Regions from separate parts of the Homo sapiens genome. Here region 1 is linked to region 2. Evidence: chromatin loops called from intact Hi-C (ENCODE). Cell type or tissue: PC-3. All regions are shown on one strand.

Region 1 (8,000 bases), 130 kb before region 2:
ACTGAAATAGAAATCTAATACTTTATTAGAGTATAGCAGTGAAGATAGTTTATGCTATTGTCATTTTGTGATGCTGGAAATTTCTCATTAAGATTGTATAAATGGTGATTCAGTATGAGATGGATTCATCTTTTATTCCATACAAGGATGATAGTTTCCTCAAGTACAAAAATAACTCGAAATACGAAAGCTTCATTGACGTCTTGCTCAGGTGGCATGTACTTGCAGACCGCACGGTAGGAAAGCTCAAGTTTGTTATGATTAATTATTAAAGCTCTGCTGTATACAAACTTTATTGAAAGTTATGGTCCATGTAAAAATGATAGACACAGGCTCTGCTGTCTCTGATCTCTCACTATAGGGCGTACACAGAACAGATAAGCATTTAAGCTGGAAGAAGTATTGGGAAACAACTCTTTAACGATAGCATCACCCTTATTCATTTTATATTTTTTAGACAGACTCAGTTTAATCTTACAATCATGTGTCTTAATGTGCCTGAACTGTGTGAAAGTCTATAAGCCACCTATTGTAAGGAGGCAGAGCATAAAAGGAGAAAGAATATGGTCTGTTGAAAAACAATCTCAAATGAGGACCTCTTCTGTGGCCTCCTTCCACATTCTTCCACTTTCTGAATTTTTTCTCTCCACCATGATCATAATTTTGGTTGGAAGGATAGCTTAGAATAAAATGCTAAGAAGAAAGATGATTATCATTATCTTAAAAATTCAATGGGATTGGTTTCTGCCTACTTCTGCCTCCGTCTGCAGAGAGACTGCTTGCCACAAATGGTCATCGTGGCAATGGAAATACTAGGATGTCCTCAGGTCCCACTGCTTTGGTGCTAAGAGCTCAAAGGGAATGTAAATTATCTAGATGTTGAATCCCAGGTTTTTTTTTTTTTTTGCAGCTTTCATACTCATGAAAAGGCTGTGGATTTGTAGCATGTAAGAGAGACGATGATTTTACTTTGTTGGAATAATTCAAACATCTGCTCCTTACTTTGAATAGATTCTGATTTATGTGCCTGTACCAACTTGATATCTATAAAACCAACCAGCAGTGTCATATTTTGAAATTTTATTCTCTCTTTGCTTTAGGGAGCTCCAGAACCTGGGAAGTGACTAATGATATTGCACGAGATAGATTAACTTAATTCTTTCATCATCAATTTTTGTTTGTGACTACATGGTAACAACCATAAAAATAGAGACTAAGTGCTTGTTGCCTGGAGCGGTTCTACTTTCCTGCTGTACAGCAGCAAGATGTAGCTCTGTTCCATAATTTAAAGAATGTCTATGTCCTCCATGAGCATCACAATGATTCAGCATTTTAACTTTATGCAGCGGAAGCAAAAAAGAAGAAAACTAGAATGTTCGGATTCTGACTTAGTATGGTGTGAGTGGGGGGCTCGCCAAACAAGCAAATTAAAGCTTTAAATTTAATAGAGCACCTTTATAAAGAGCTATATGACATTTGAGGAATGAATTTTGGCATGGTCAGTACTGTTAAGTCTTGACAGTTGTAAGTCTTAAAAGAGAAATTCTTTACCCTTTCTTCTTGCCGAATAACCCTACACCCTTTCCCCTAGGAAAAGAATATTATTTATTTTTCCTCATGTTGGTGACTCCAATGACCTCCATGGAAGATTTGCAGAATTTCATTCCCATTTTAGATCTATTTCTCTTATTTTTTTTTAAATCTAGTGTTTCATAATGTCTAAAAGAAAGTGTTTGCAAGTCATTGTGGTTTTTTTTTTTCATCAAAGTATTCCTTGTTTCACTCTCTGTCGCATTTATTGCTCTTTCTCCTATTCTTTGCTTTCTCATTCTATGGAGCCCCATATGAACTTGCTTTAGTTAGGCTGTAATTTAAGTCTAATTTCATAAGCCGATTACTGTGGGACCAGATGACAGAGGAAACTCCCAAAAGGGCACACTTAATACAGGAAATGGGGTTAATGATTCAGTAGGCGAAACTCTTACTTCTGACTCACTGTACCACTAATAAAATGCTACGCTCACAATGGAGATTTAGTAAATGTTTGTTGACTGATTACTGTACACTGATAAATCCTGAGTATAAGGAAAATGTCATGTAGAAATCATTGATTTCAAGTCTAATGATTAGGAAATAGAAGCACGAATAAACCAAATGACATGTCTGATATAGTATGGGAAGAACTTTGTAGTAGAAACATTTCTATTAATGGCCCCATTTTATGTCTCTACATGTTTTCTTTTTACCCCCTTTTACAAATTCACATCATCTCACTATGCCTACTTATCTTTGCAAGCCTTCTTAGACGGTTTTCATACAAGGCAGTACAAAGAATAAATACTAAGCATGTACCAAAACTTTAGACTCAGAAATGGGCCTTTGCTATATGACCAAATTGAGTATGACATGAATTGGAGGCCAGGTTGTTGATTAGAAACAATGTGGTAACTTGTGACTAGTTGAATCTGTCAAAGACATAGAACCTGCTGGGCATGGTGTCTCTTGCCTGTAATTCCAGCACTTTGGGAGGCCGAGATGGGCGGATCGCCTGAGCCCAGGAGTTTGAGGCCTGCCCAGCCAGCAAAGTGAGGCCCTGTCTCTACAAAAAATACAAAAATTAGCCAGGTGTGGTGGCATGTGCCTGTAGTCCCAGCTACTCTGGAGGCTGAGATGAGAGGATTGCGTGAACCTGGGAGGTTGAGGCTTCAGTGAGCTGTGATTGCACCACTGCATTCCAGACAGGGTGACGCAACGAGACTTTGTCTGAAAAGCAACAACAACAACAAATACAACAAAATCCAGACGTAGAACCAAATTTGCTATCATGTAGTACTTTTTAATTATGCTGGCAGCCTTAGAGAAGTAGCTCATTCTTGAAACATACTCTCTAAATTACCTTGTATGATTTAGCAGTAAAAAATTTTTAGAAGATCAAGAATATCATATATATGAGGATGCACGCGCACACACACACCATTTTCTGTTCAGTTTCAGCAAGTTTATAAACCCCATGAATCTATTTGTCAACTCTCTATGGCACCATGTGCTAGAAAATAAGCATCTCTGGTTTAGAAAACTAGTGTGTTTTTATGTACCCTGGTTTGTTCATTTGTCTGTTTTCTGTTTTTTGTTTGTTTGTTTTGTTTTTGTTTTTTGACCAGCTCGTCAATCTTTAAATCTGTTTTGCAAAATCTTAGTTAAAAAAGTATTTCTTTTCAAAGACGAGAGTAACTTTTAAAAAATTTGTGTCATTCTACAGATTCCATTTTCCTGCTGCAAACTAGAGATCCTGTCTCATCTTGGATGTAATTCCTACAGTTAGACTTCTATCAAAGGGTCATTGTGCCAACTGGAATTCTTTCCAATTCGAGAAATAAGAATTTGAGGAATCTCTAAGGGTAGAAATGACTTCTATCGGGAGACAGCACACTAACGCAAGAGGGCCAATGGGGTTCTGCCACCTGTATTTGTAAATAAAATTTCACTGGTACACAGCCATGCCTGTTCACTATTGTCTATGGTTACTTTGTGTTACAAAGGCCAAGTTGAGTAATTGCAGCAGAGGTTATGTGGCAGCAAAGCCTAAGAGATTTGTTATCTGGCCTCTTACCGAAAAAGTTTACCTATCCTTGTTGTGTATCATTCTGATTCACAATTTATCACCCTCAGCACTATTGACATGCAGGGCTGGGTGATCTTTCCTGTGTATGTTGGGGGAGTGTCTTGTGCTTTATAGGATGTTTAGTGGCATCCTTGGCCTCCTCTATGCACTACATACCAGAAGACCCCCTACCCTCACCCCAGTGGTGACCATCAAAAAGGCCTCCAGATGTTCCCAAATGTCCTGGTTGAGAACCATGATTCCAGCTTGACAGATTCTGTCTTTTCAACTGGAGAGGAGAGGAGTCCATACCTACTTCATGCCTTAAGAATCTCTTCCATCAGAAAACTTTGCACTAGAACATTCTTCCAAGGAATACAATGTCTTCTGCTATTATATCAATTCCTGTCTGTCCTTTCAGTTTTTAAAAGAGGCAGAACACTACTGATCTCCATTGCTTGAATAGAAGTTTCTCTAGAATCTTTGTACTTACTAAGAAGTCATTCCTCCCCTCAATATTATTCAGTGCTACCGTCACTTCAAGCCCACATAAATGGAATAATTTGGATTTTCTACTACAGAAAAAGTAGCAGTTGTGTACATGCAAGCTATTATCACTGTTACAGTTCTTCCTCTGACTTAACCTGAGACCGGTATGTGGAGCTATCTTCATTAAGATATCCATTAAGAAATTTAGTGAATGAGAAAGATTTATGGCATGTATCCTAATCAGAGAAGCATCACTGTCTGAGAATGTGAATGATTCCCTTTCTAAACTCTACAATTACCTGGTTCTGTTTCACTATAAGAATTGCCTCAACAATATAATTATACTGCAAGTATTTTTCTTTTCACATTTTATCTTCATTTAGTTAATGACAAAGCTGTATATAGACACATACATATATATGTGTGTGTGTATATATATATGCATATATATATATATGAAGTCTTCCAACTTCTTTTAAAACAAAGGGGTGGCTTAAACTAACTGACTTTAAGGAAAGAGTTTTTCTCTTAAAAGCTGACATCTAAAAAATAGATCTATATTTCTTTTTAAATAGGTTAACAGAATTACAATTTTAGCAATCTAAATAATATTGTTGAACCTGATGGTATTTGTACTTTCTGAACTAAGCAGATATTATCTTTTAATATTTATCTTAAGCAGATATGGGTGAACTGATTTTTATGAAGAAGTCTTGTAGAAATTAAACAAGAAACATTTAGTTCCTCCAGAGTCATCAAGGTAGATGACGATTATATAGAGAAAATGAAGCTATTTCATCATTTCAGAATAACTGACATGATTCATCACTGCAAATATATTAAAATTAAAGAAAACATGGATTCTTGAGAAAATGTAATTTAGAGCTCAGGACTACATTTATTATTTAGAAGGGTGAGAAGTGAGTTTAAAATAAATTCATTAACTCCCAGACTACAACGATCTGCAGTTATCCTTCCTGAATTTTACCTGATGAGGTAAACATGACCTAATGTTCCAGAGGCTTGTTCCATACGTGTGACGACTGTGACATTGCCATGGATCCAAGCAAAATATTGTTTCTCTGGCACTGCTCATGTTATCATTACCATTATGCAACCTTAAGTTTCATGTAGTTTAAATTAGAGAACCAGCAGAGTTTAGTCAAGTTCCTGTTCAACAATCCAAAGATCATTTAACTTTCTATTTAAAATTTTTTTTCTGGGGAAGTATGTTCCTTTCTTATTTGGAAATAAGAAATAACTTTTAAAGTGTCAGGAAAACAAACATTCACATAATGTTTTCTCCAGCGCTAATTCCAAAGTGATCAAAATTCTTTATAACATGCAAGTTGGAAGCATGTACTGTTTTCTTTATTTTGTCTTCAGTGATTCAAGGTGGTCTTTTTTTGTTTCCTTCTGTTTAAAAATCAAATTTCCCATGCCGGAAACTATTATTGTTTTATACTTGGGTTAATAGTCACTCTGACCTTTTTACAAAAAGCAAAAAAAAAAAAAAAAAAAAAAAAAATCAATTCAAACCTACAAACCAGTGTTTTTATTTTGAAGAAAAACAAACTTTCTTTTTTTCCATGAAAGGGACCAAAAAAAAAAAAAAACCACAGCAAACAAGTGTTTTATGATTCACAATTGCATGCTCTTCATAGTCATGGCAGTTATTATCCAATTATGTATGGTTTCTCCTGTATCATCTTGTCTGTATATCTTACGGGTGTCATTTTGTTTATTTTTGCTTTGATTATTTTAGAATTAGTACAACATACAGGATGTCTGAGCGCATCAGTTATTTTCAGGCTCAATCTTGTAAATCTCCACACCCATTTTGTGTAAAAGCTTCCACAGATCATATGAAATCTTGTGTTGATGACATGTTGAATACAGTTGCCTGAAGAAAGTTCTGACATTTGTCTTTCCCTATTTTCTCTTAGTTGCTTTATTTATATTCACTCCTTCATGTAATAATAAAATTTTAGGGTCCTCCTAATGTGTCAGAGGTGGTATTTTCCCATTACTTCCTTCTTAGGTTGATTCTGTTGTATCAGCATATGTATCCCCATCTTACAGATTTGGAAACTGAGGCTCTAGGGAGGTGGTGTAGCTAGTAACTATGGATCTATGGTCTGATACTTTTCTGCAAAATATATTTGTATATTGACTTAGGAGGTTGTATTTGTACCTATAAGTGACAAAAATAAAATAGTTTAATAAATCAACTACAGTGTTCGCTAACTGAGTCACTGTGAGGGAAAAGCATAAAGGTGGAGTAATTGGCCGTGTCTCAGAGTAAGAGCATAAATTTCTCAATTCTTCTTCATTTCTTTTGAGATGGGGTCTCCCTCTGTTGTCCAGGCTGGAATGCAGTGGTGCAATTTTGGCCCATTGCAACCTCTGCCTCCTGGGCTAAGTGATCTTCCTGCCTCAGCCTTCCAAGTAGTTAGGACTACAGGCATGCACTACCATGCCCAGATAATTTTTGTATTTTGGTAGAGATGGGGTTTCACCATGGCACCCAGGCTGGTCTTGAACTTCTGGACTCAAGTGATCCACCAGCCTCAGCCTCCCAAAGTGCTTGTATTACAGGCATGAGCCACTGCACCCGGCCAAATTTCTCAGTTCTTAAGCTGTACATTTAAGACAATTGCCTGAAGAGTAAAATATTTACTCAATCAAATTATTACTTTTTTTTAATGTGCCATTGTTGTGGTTTTGACTGATCTTCTGAAGCGGTGATTTGGCCTTACACAGTCCACAGCCTCAGGCTAGAATATCTGTAGCCTGAGCTTCTCCAACTTGCTTCCCAGGTCCTTTCTCTATGCAACAAATGAAGAAATTATTTATGTACGTGGCATTTTACTTCATTTTGAATAAATTGCATTGCACTTCTTTATATATTTAATTTTTAAAATTGTTGTAAGATATACATAATATTAAATCCAGCAATGTAACTATTTTTAAGTGTGCAATTCAGCAACGTTAAGTACATTCACAATGTTGTGCACAACCATTACCGTGATCCAGTTCTGGAACTTTTTCATCATCTCAAATAGAAACTGTCCCCACTAAATGATAGCTTCCCATTCCCCTTTACCCCCAGCACCTGATAACCTCTCTTTTTTAAAAAAAAACTCTATTAATTTTACTGTTCTGGGTGCCTGCTATAAGTGTAATCATGCAACATTTGCCCTTTTGTGTCTCGTTATTTCATTTCATGTAATGTTTTCAAAGTTCATCCATATTATAGCATGTGCCAGAATTCCATTCCCTTTGAAGACTGTATGTAGATAATCACATTTTTCTTGTCCATTCATCTGTTGATGGACATTTGGCTTGTGTCTCCCTTTTGGCTGTAGTGAAAAATGCTGCTATGAACATTGATGTACAAGAATCTGTTTGAGTCCCTGCTTTCAGCTCTTCAGGGTATATATCTAGAAATGGAATAGCTGGATCATATGGTAATTCTAGGTTTAACTTTTGGAGGCATCACCAAACTTTTTCACTGTGGCTACACAATTTTATATTCTCATGAACATGGACAAGGGTTCTAATTTCTCCATGTCCTTGACAAAACTTATTTTCTCTTTTTATTTTAAAATAATAGCCATCCTAATGGGTGTGTCTTTAAATTCTTAATAAAACATTTCCACGAATTATAATTAAAGTATAATAATTTATTTCTAAACCCATTTATTTTAAATAATGCAATCTCTCAATTTATTTCTCTTTTGTTTCTGAGTCGGGGGTAAAGGCTTATCAATGATAGAATTTTCTGGATGGGTACATGGTTTGAAACATTGAGCCTATCTATTAGTACTTTTTTTTTTTTTTTTTTTTTTTCTGAGCCAGAGTCTCACTCTGTTACCCAGGTTGGAGTGTGGTGGCACAATCATGGCTC
Region 2 (8,000 bases):
TTTGTCACCTTCATATTTTATTGCTTATCAAAATGAAGCTCAACAAGGCTTAAGTTAGAATAACTGAAGTAGGAGTATGTCATAGGAGAAATTACATTCCTTCTGCTCCTCCATGCCCAGGGTGAAAAAGAATTGCTAAGAGGGAGCTTCTGCTTCTGTAAAAGAGAACGCTCTTGTTATGGTGTGTATGTGTAACTCTTATCCTATATATATGGATAAGTAATGTTTTGTTCGTGATTGCCTACACCATTTTCTCATTTGGTTTTGCTCAGGCTAATGCATGTGCAGTAGGGTTTTTTTAATTTTTAAAATTATAAAAATATTTATTTAAGATTGACCTATAATAATTGTACATATTTATGGGGAATAGCATGATGTTCTGATATATGTATATGCTGTGTAATAAGCAAATCAGGATAATTGCCATATCCATCACCTTAAATATTTATCATTCCTTCGTGATAAGAACATTTTAAAACCTCTCTTCTAGCTATTTTAAAATCCATAACAACATTACTGTTAATTCCAGTCATCATCCTACTATGCAATAGAACAGCAAAACTTATATCTGACCTGAGTTTTGCACCCAATCTTTCTCTATCCGGCTTTTCCACTTCCCTCCCCATCCTTTGGTAACCATTATTTTACTCTTACTTCTATAAGAACACCTTTTTAGATTCCACATATGAGTGAGATCATGTGGTATTTGTCTTTCTCTGCCTGGCTTATTTCACTTGGCATAATATGGCTCCAGGTTCATCTATGTTGCCGTAAAAGACAGGATTCCATTCTTTTTATGGCTAAATAGTATTCCATTGTGTATATGTGCCATGTTTTCATTATCCATGCTGTGCAGTGTTGACTGTCAACACTGTCAGTTTTTTGCACAAAGTGAGGGGTGGGGAGGAGTTGTGCAGCTAATGGAATGGGGGAGATGGCTTGTCCTCCACCTTCTCCAGAATTAGGGCTTCATTAATTTGTTTAAATATTTCAAATCTCCAGGATTGAGGCATACCTACAGTAAAATGTAAATACAGAAACACTTTTCAAGGAGAAATATTCAGGATTCATTGATTGTTTTTCTTTTCCATCAGTATGCTACCATTTTCCTTTATTGACACAGATACTCAAGAATTGGCTATACTGTCATCCCTTAGTGCCTGTAGGGAATTTGTTCCCGGGCACTCCCCACCCCACCATAGATACCAAAATCTGTGGATGCTCAAGTCACATATATAAAATGGAGTGCAGTATTTGCATATAAGCTATGCACATCCTCCCATATACTTTAAATCATCTCTAGATTACGTATGATACTTGATTACTTATGATTATTTATAATACAATGTAGATGCTAAGTAAATAGTTGTTATACTGTATGTTTTCATTTGCATTGTTTTTATTATTGTTATTTTCTTTTTTTTTTTTCTGAATATTCTTAATCCACAGCAAACTGAATCCATAGATGTGGAACCCATGGATACAGAGGGCCAACTGCACTTTGTTTATTCAAATATTAAATGGGAAATCTATTAAAAATCAATCTTTCCTAAATTAAACTGTTTTTAATTTTTTTTTTTTTTTTTTTTTTGAGACGGAGTTTCGCTCTTGTTGCCCAGGCTGAAGTGCAGTGGCGCGCAACTTTGTCTCACTGCAACCTCCGCCTCCCCGGTTCAAGCGATTCTCCTGCCTCAGCCTTCCTGAGTAGCTGGGATTACAGGCACGTGCCACCACTCCTGGCTATTTTCATATTTTTAGTAGAGACGGGGTTTCTCCATGTTGGTCAGGCTGGTCTTGAACCCCCAACCTCAGAAGATCCACCTGCCTTGGACTCCCAAAGTGCTGGGATTACAGGTGTGAGCCACCACGCCTGGCCCCTAATTTTTTTTAAGTGCCTCCCAATGCAAAAACACATTGCCACCCATAAACTTATTTCGGAAAAAAAAAGAATAAACCTAAATAGAATCAAGCCTCAGAAAATTAGAGACCAGGAAAAAAAAAGCTGGAATTACCTTAGAGGGATTACATCACCAAAATCCAGTCTACAGGAAACTTCACAGGCCAAATCACTCAATTTCTTCAAATTGCAAAAAGCAAAAAAGGGGGAGGGGGGAAGCTGTAATTTGAGAGCCCTCAAAGACATTTATTTTTAAGTATTTTAAATAAATACTGTACTATTGTATATAAGGATGTACATTTAGGGCATAAACCATGAAGAAAAGGGAGGAAGTGATGACTGTCAACGTCTGGACTGTTTTTGCTTTTAGGGAGGAGGTAAGGGCTGTCATTGGCACAGCACACAGAGGCAGTACTACCAAAGCGTTTGGCAAAGGTCTATTGTTCCTAATTTTAAATGGGCTTAGCTAGAAAGGAACATATATTAAACATAAAAAGCACTACAGGGAGTTTATAATTTCATTGTCATTGTATCTACTGGTAGTTTCTGAACTGTCACACAACCCCAGGTTCTCTGGAGTCCTTTATGCCTACTCTAGAAGGGCATAAATCCCTTATCACACTTCAACAGCTGTCTGTACACATTTGGCCAAAAGTATCAGAGAACACCAACTCCTCAAAAAGTAGGAGTGTGGGAGAGAGAGGAAGGTTTAAGTCTAAACCTAATTTCCCGGTTCAGACAGTTGCCCGCACTAAAGGCCTCCTATTTTCTTTCAACAGAGATAGCATTTGGTTTTCCATATTTATATCCTATATACTTGTGTGTACAATGCAAGCTTTGTTATGCTGTATCTGGCCAGTGTTTTCTTCCCTTTACAACAGGCAGTAACTGTAGCTGTGCATAATGTACCTGACAGTGAAGGTGGCTGGCTATTGAAGTCTCTTGTTGGGCAACGTTTGTGCTGGCACAGCCATGGTATTTTTCTTTCTTCCTGTCCCTCCAAACTTTCTTGGTTTAATGACAGTCTTATGTTTCATTTGTTTTCTCTGATCCAACGTGTTTATGTGAGGGCAGTTCTAGGGTACATAAAAGTCAGTTTCAGGGTGGTAATTATTGACCATGGTTTTACACAGCACCTCATGTGGTAAGAAGATAAATGCATAATCACCCAGTAATAAGAAAAACTCTGACTGAAGGACCAAAGGACGTTGTCATTTTACTCCACCCTCTGTGAGTCAGCGAAATGGATTGAATTATAAACCAGAAACCAGCACTTCAATCTGATGAAACTCATCCTATAGAGGAAAGTGTCACTACATGTTGGCAGTTTGTAAAATGTGATGATCTGCCCTAATCCATTGGAACTGACATGTCCTTAATAATAGCAACATTCTTTGTAAATTAAATAGCTATTATTTTTTCAAACCTGTCAGGATATGCTTATGCAGTTGACGCACACGTGATCATAGTCATGTTCACTGTGTCTAAAAGTGAGAAAAATAGAATCCATTTTGGAATGTGTAAAATTAAGCCAGTAATCTTGGTCTCTCAAGGCATGAACCAAAACTGAGCTAAAAACCCTGGATTGATTTTCCACATATAAATAAACTGAGTCTGGATGGTGGCATATGTCCCAAGGTCATTGTGCAATGGTAATCGATGATTAATTAATCATGTAGTAAACATTCATTGAGCACCTATTCTGTCCTAGGCACAGTGCTAGGCAAGGATGCAGCAAAGAAATGACAAGAATCGTTCTTATCTGTTTCCATTTCTCCACTGCTTGTTTAACCCTTTCTAGTCAGCAACCTGGTACTCTTTTCTCTCCTGTGAGGAGAGAGACCGTCTGTGCTCCCTGTGCCTTCAAGGCTGCCCTTGCAAAGGACACTTCTTCCACAGAGAAACGAGTGACATATGGTTTATGTTGGTGGCTTAGCTAAAAGGGAACATATTTTCAGCATAGTGCTGCCACCCTTTTTAAAAAATTTCTTGTAACCTCGACGAACCTCAGGAGAAATTCTCTAGAATTGTGTTACAGTACATGAACAATTCTTTTGCAAAGTTATTTCATGACTTGAAGATTATAACAGGTAAGGATTGCAACATGAAGTCATGCAAGACAGGCTTAAAATAATTTGAAATTTTCTGACGTGTCTTACAAATAAACCACTGTGAGAGTCATCTTAAAGTCAGGCTTTATCTTGGACACATCAGCTTATAACCTGGGTAATGATGTGTCTGAAGCAGACAGGATATGGCAAACTGGGAAGCCAAAGGTTTAATCAGGGGGCTTACTATCAGCAGATCTCACTTAATGGACTGTTATCAAGGTGTTGCTGAAGATTGCAAATATTAAGCCTGAAACACCCGATGGTTGCTGTTTTGTTTATAATATTTGAATGAGAACAGCAAGTGAAGAGTATAAGTCAGAGCTACTGTACCTGTAGGCTGTGCCTCACACAAGGGCACCCAGTGGAGAAGGTAGCAGGCTGGGGCTAAAATCCCGTGTGCACCATGCTCACTGGGCCATACACCCTGAGGTGAGGCTACACTGGCCCAGAGGGGTGCCTTTTGTGTGTTTGTATAAAGGTGCTATATGGGTAGCTGTGGCACTAGCACTATTGTCTTCCCAAGACAGATTTTTGGAAACTGCTGACGTGGCTAAGATAGGGGAAGGGCTGTCTTACTGCTAGTGGAAGAACTAACTCTAGCTAGGATATATGTTCTTTCCCAGAACAAGCTGGGCACTCTCCAATGATTCCAAGTTACCAGGCATTTCTGGGGGCGGAAGAGCATTGTTGCTCCACCCACCTCCTTTTCCTGGAGAATTGTCAAGATCTAGGATTTCCCCAGAGCTGGAATAATTACTGAGTAGAGTCCAGCCCTGCTGAGAAATTGCAGAGTAAATTTCCCCTGAAGGCCATGTCTCCTGCATCCTGCCACCTGCATCTTGGTTGTAGTTTAAAAGTCTTGTCCAAGAGGATTGCTAAAATATAAATGCCCAGACTGACAGCTGCTCTCTGCACAGTGTGAAACATTAGCTTATAAGAAATCCTAGGTTTCCTGTGTTTACCATCACACACCACTTCCATGGAATTAAGTTGGGTCTCATTAATGTGTGGAATGCTCCATATCTTAATGAAATCCTCTTTTGCATGTGTGCGTGATATGACAGTGTAACAGCTCAGAAATTACCACAATGCTCCACTCTACATTTCCTAGCCCAAACACACACACACACACACACACACACACACACACACACACACCCCAACCACTATTAGGAACAGTAACATTAAGTGGAGGAAGCTATCAAGATATAAATAAGGAGGGCCAGGCATGGTGGCTCACACCTGTAATCCCAGCACTTTGGGAGGCCAAGGTGGGTGGATCATGAGGTCAAGAGATCGAGACCATCCCGGCCAACATGGTGGAACCCTGTCTCTACTAAAAATACACAAATTTGTGTGTGGTGGTGCACACCTGTAGTCCCAGCTACTCAGGAGGCTTAGGCAGGACAATCCCTTGAACCTGGGAGGTGGAGTTCCCAGTGGTTGCAGTGAGCTGAACTCACGTCACTGCACTCCAGCCTGGCAGCAGAGCAAGACTCCATCTCCGAAAAAAAAAAAAAAAAAAAAAAAAAGATATAGATAAAGAAACATACAGTGAAGACTTTTTTTTTTTTTGGAGAGAAAAAGCCCAAGCAAATGGGTTTTAAAATTCTACTTCTATCACAGCACTCCATTTAAAAGCTGAAGGCATCAAGAGTTGACATTGCTCATGGCACATCAAGGGAAAATTCAGAAAAGGAAGTATCTGTTCGCTCATTACCCAAATGTAAATTATATGTGCTCTTGAAGTATGCCCTTTATTTAATTTTAATGCATTTTAAATTTTAATATGAATTACTCTACATGAATCACCCTTTTTGTTTTCAATGCCATTAGCACACAAAAATTGAGGAAGGGATTCTATTTTCTGGTAATTCAAACTATTTTATGAGGTGTAGCACATGATATTGTGTCTTCCATAGAGAAGGAACTCAGTGTTTGTTGAAAGCAATTTCAATGTGATATGTTAGCTATGATCTAATGTGAGTGGGTAATGACTTCCCATATTCTTTTTTTTTTTTTTTTTGCAGCTAAGAAGGATTCTTCTATTCCCATTCATATTTTAAAAAGTGTTTGGTTCTTAATAAAACCAAGGCATAGTTTTTTAAAGAGTATCTTGGCATCACTCTCAGACGTATGCAATCAAAGAGATTCAAAGGCAATACTGTGAAAATGACCATATTGCCAAAAGCAATCTACAGATTCAATGCAATTCCCATCAAAATATCATCACAATTCTTCACAGAACTAGAAAAAACAATCCTAAAATTCATATGGAATCAAAAAAGAGCCCTCATAGCCAAAGCAAAACTAAGCAAAAAGAACAAATCTGGAGACATCACATTAGCCGACCTCAAACTATATGACAAGGCTGTAGTTACCAAACAGTATGGTACTGGTATAAAAAATAGGCACATAGACCAATGGAATAGAACAGAGAACCCCTAAATAAAGCCAAATACTTACAGTCAACTGACCTTCGGCAAAGCAAACAAAAACATAAAGCGGAGAAAAGACATTTATTCAACAAATGCTGCTGAGATAATTGGCAAGCCACATGTCAAAGAATGAAACTGGTTCCTCAACTCTCACCTTATACAAAAATCAACTCAAGATGGATCAAAGACTTAAATTTAAGGCCTGAAACCATAACAATTCTAGAAGATAACATCAGAAAAATTCTTCTAGATATTGGCTTAGGCAAAAAGTCTATGACCAAGAACCCAAAAGCAAATACAACAAAACAGATACATAGATGGTACCTAGTTAAACTTAAAAGCTTTTGCACAGCAAAAGGAATAATCAGCAGAGTTCACAGATAACCCACAGAGTGGGAGAAAAATATTTGCAAACTCTGCACCTGACAAGAGATTAATATCCAGAATCTACAAGGAGCTCAAACAAATTAGCAAGAAAAAACCAAATACTCCCATCAAAAGTGGGCTAAGGACATGAATAGACAATTCTCAAAAGAAGATATACAAATGGCCAGCAAACATGTGAAAAAAATGCTAAAAATCACTAGGTATCAGGGAAATACAAATTAAAACCACAATGAGCTACCACCTCCAAGAATGACCATAATTTAAAAATTAAAAAATAATAGATGTTGGCATGGTTGTGGTGAAAAGGGGACACTTTTACACTGCTGGTGGGAATGTAAACTAGTACAACCGCTATGGAAAACAGTATAAAGATTCCTTAAAGAACTGAAAGTAGAACCACCATTTGATCCAGCAATCCCACTACTGGGTATCTACCCAGAGGAAAATAAGTCATTGTATGAAAAAGACACCTGCACACACATGTTTATAGCAGCACAATTAGCAATTGCAAAAATATGGAACCAGCCTAAATGCCTATCAACCAACAAGTGGATAAAGAGAACGTGGTATATATAGACCATGGAATGCACTCAGACATAAAAAAAGAATGAAATAATGGCATTCACAGCAACGTGGATGGAGTTGGAGACCATTATTCTAAGTGAAGTAACTCAGGAATGGAAAACCAGACATTTATAAGTGAGAGCTAAGCTATGAGGATGCAAAGGTATAAGAATGATATAATGAACTGTGGAGACTCAGTGGGAAGAGTGGGAGGGGGCAAGGGATAAAACACTACATATTGAGTACAGTGTACACTGCTTGGGTAATAAGTGCACCAAAATCTCAGAAATCACCACTAAAACACTTATCCATGTAACCAAAAACCACCTGTTCCCCAAAACTATTGAATTAAAAATAAAAAATTTAAAAAAACTAAATTATTTTCCTTTTTTTTTTTTTTTTTTTTTTAAAGACAGAGTCTTGCTCTGTCCCCCAGGCTAGAGTGCAATGGTGCCATCTCAGCTCACTGTAACCTCTGCCTCCCAGGTTCAAGTGATTCTCCTGCCTCAGCCTCCTGAGTAGCTGGGATTACAGCCACACGCCACCACACCTGGCTAATTTTTTGTATTTTTAGTAGAGACAGGGTTTCACCATGTTGATCAG

What was found. Hi-C counts contacts between places; a loop is a spot of excess contacts. Peaks named below come from ENCODE experiments on the same cell type or tissue, not always from the same donor. Only the 100,000 strongest peaks of a DNase experiment are listed, where the experiment ranks them.
Region 1: a loop joins it to region 2, with 4 times the contacts of the local background. A loop is called at or near these places in 3 of 110 quality-filtered maps.

What each region holds. Positions count from the first base shown.
Region 1 is chr13:73,333,436-73,341,435 of GRCh38, forward strand. No RefSeq gene overlaps it. Among named protein-coding and RNA genes, the nearest start is that of LINC00392, 230 kb to the right of the region's middle. In PC-3, no CTCF peak of the experiment used is centred here; DNase peaks (open chromatin) are centred at 1,106, 1,966 and 3,526; H3K27ac peaks cover 6,348 bases.
Region 2 is chr13:73,462,677-73,470,676 of GRCh38, forward strand. No RefSeq gene overlaps it. Among named protein-coding and RNA genes, the nearest start is that of LINC00392, 98 kb to the right of the region's middle. In PC-3, no CTCF peak of the experiment used is centred here; DNase peaks (open chromatin) are centred at 3,105 and 4,075; H3K27ac peaks cover 3,535 bases.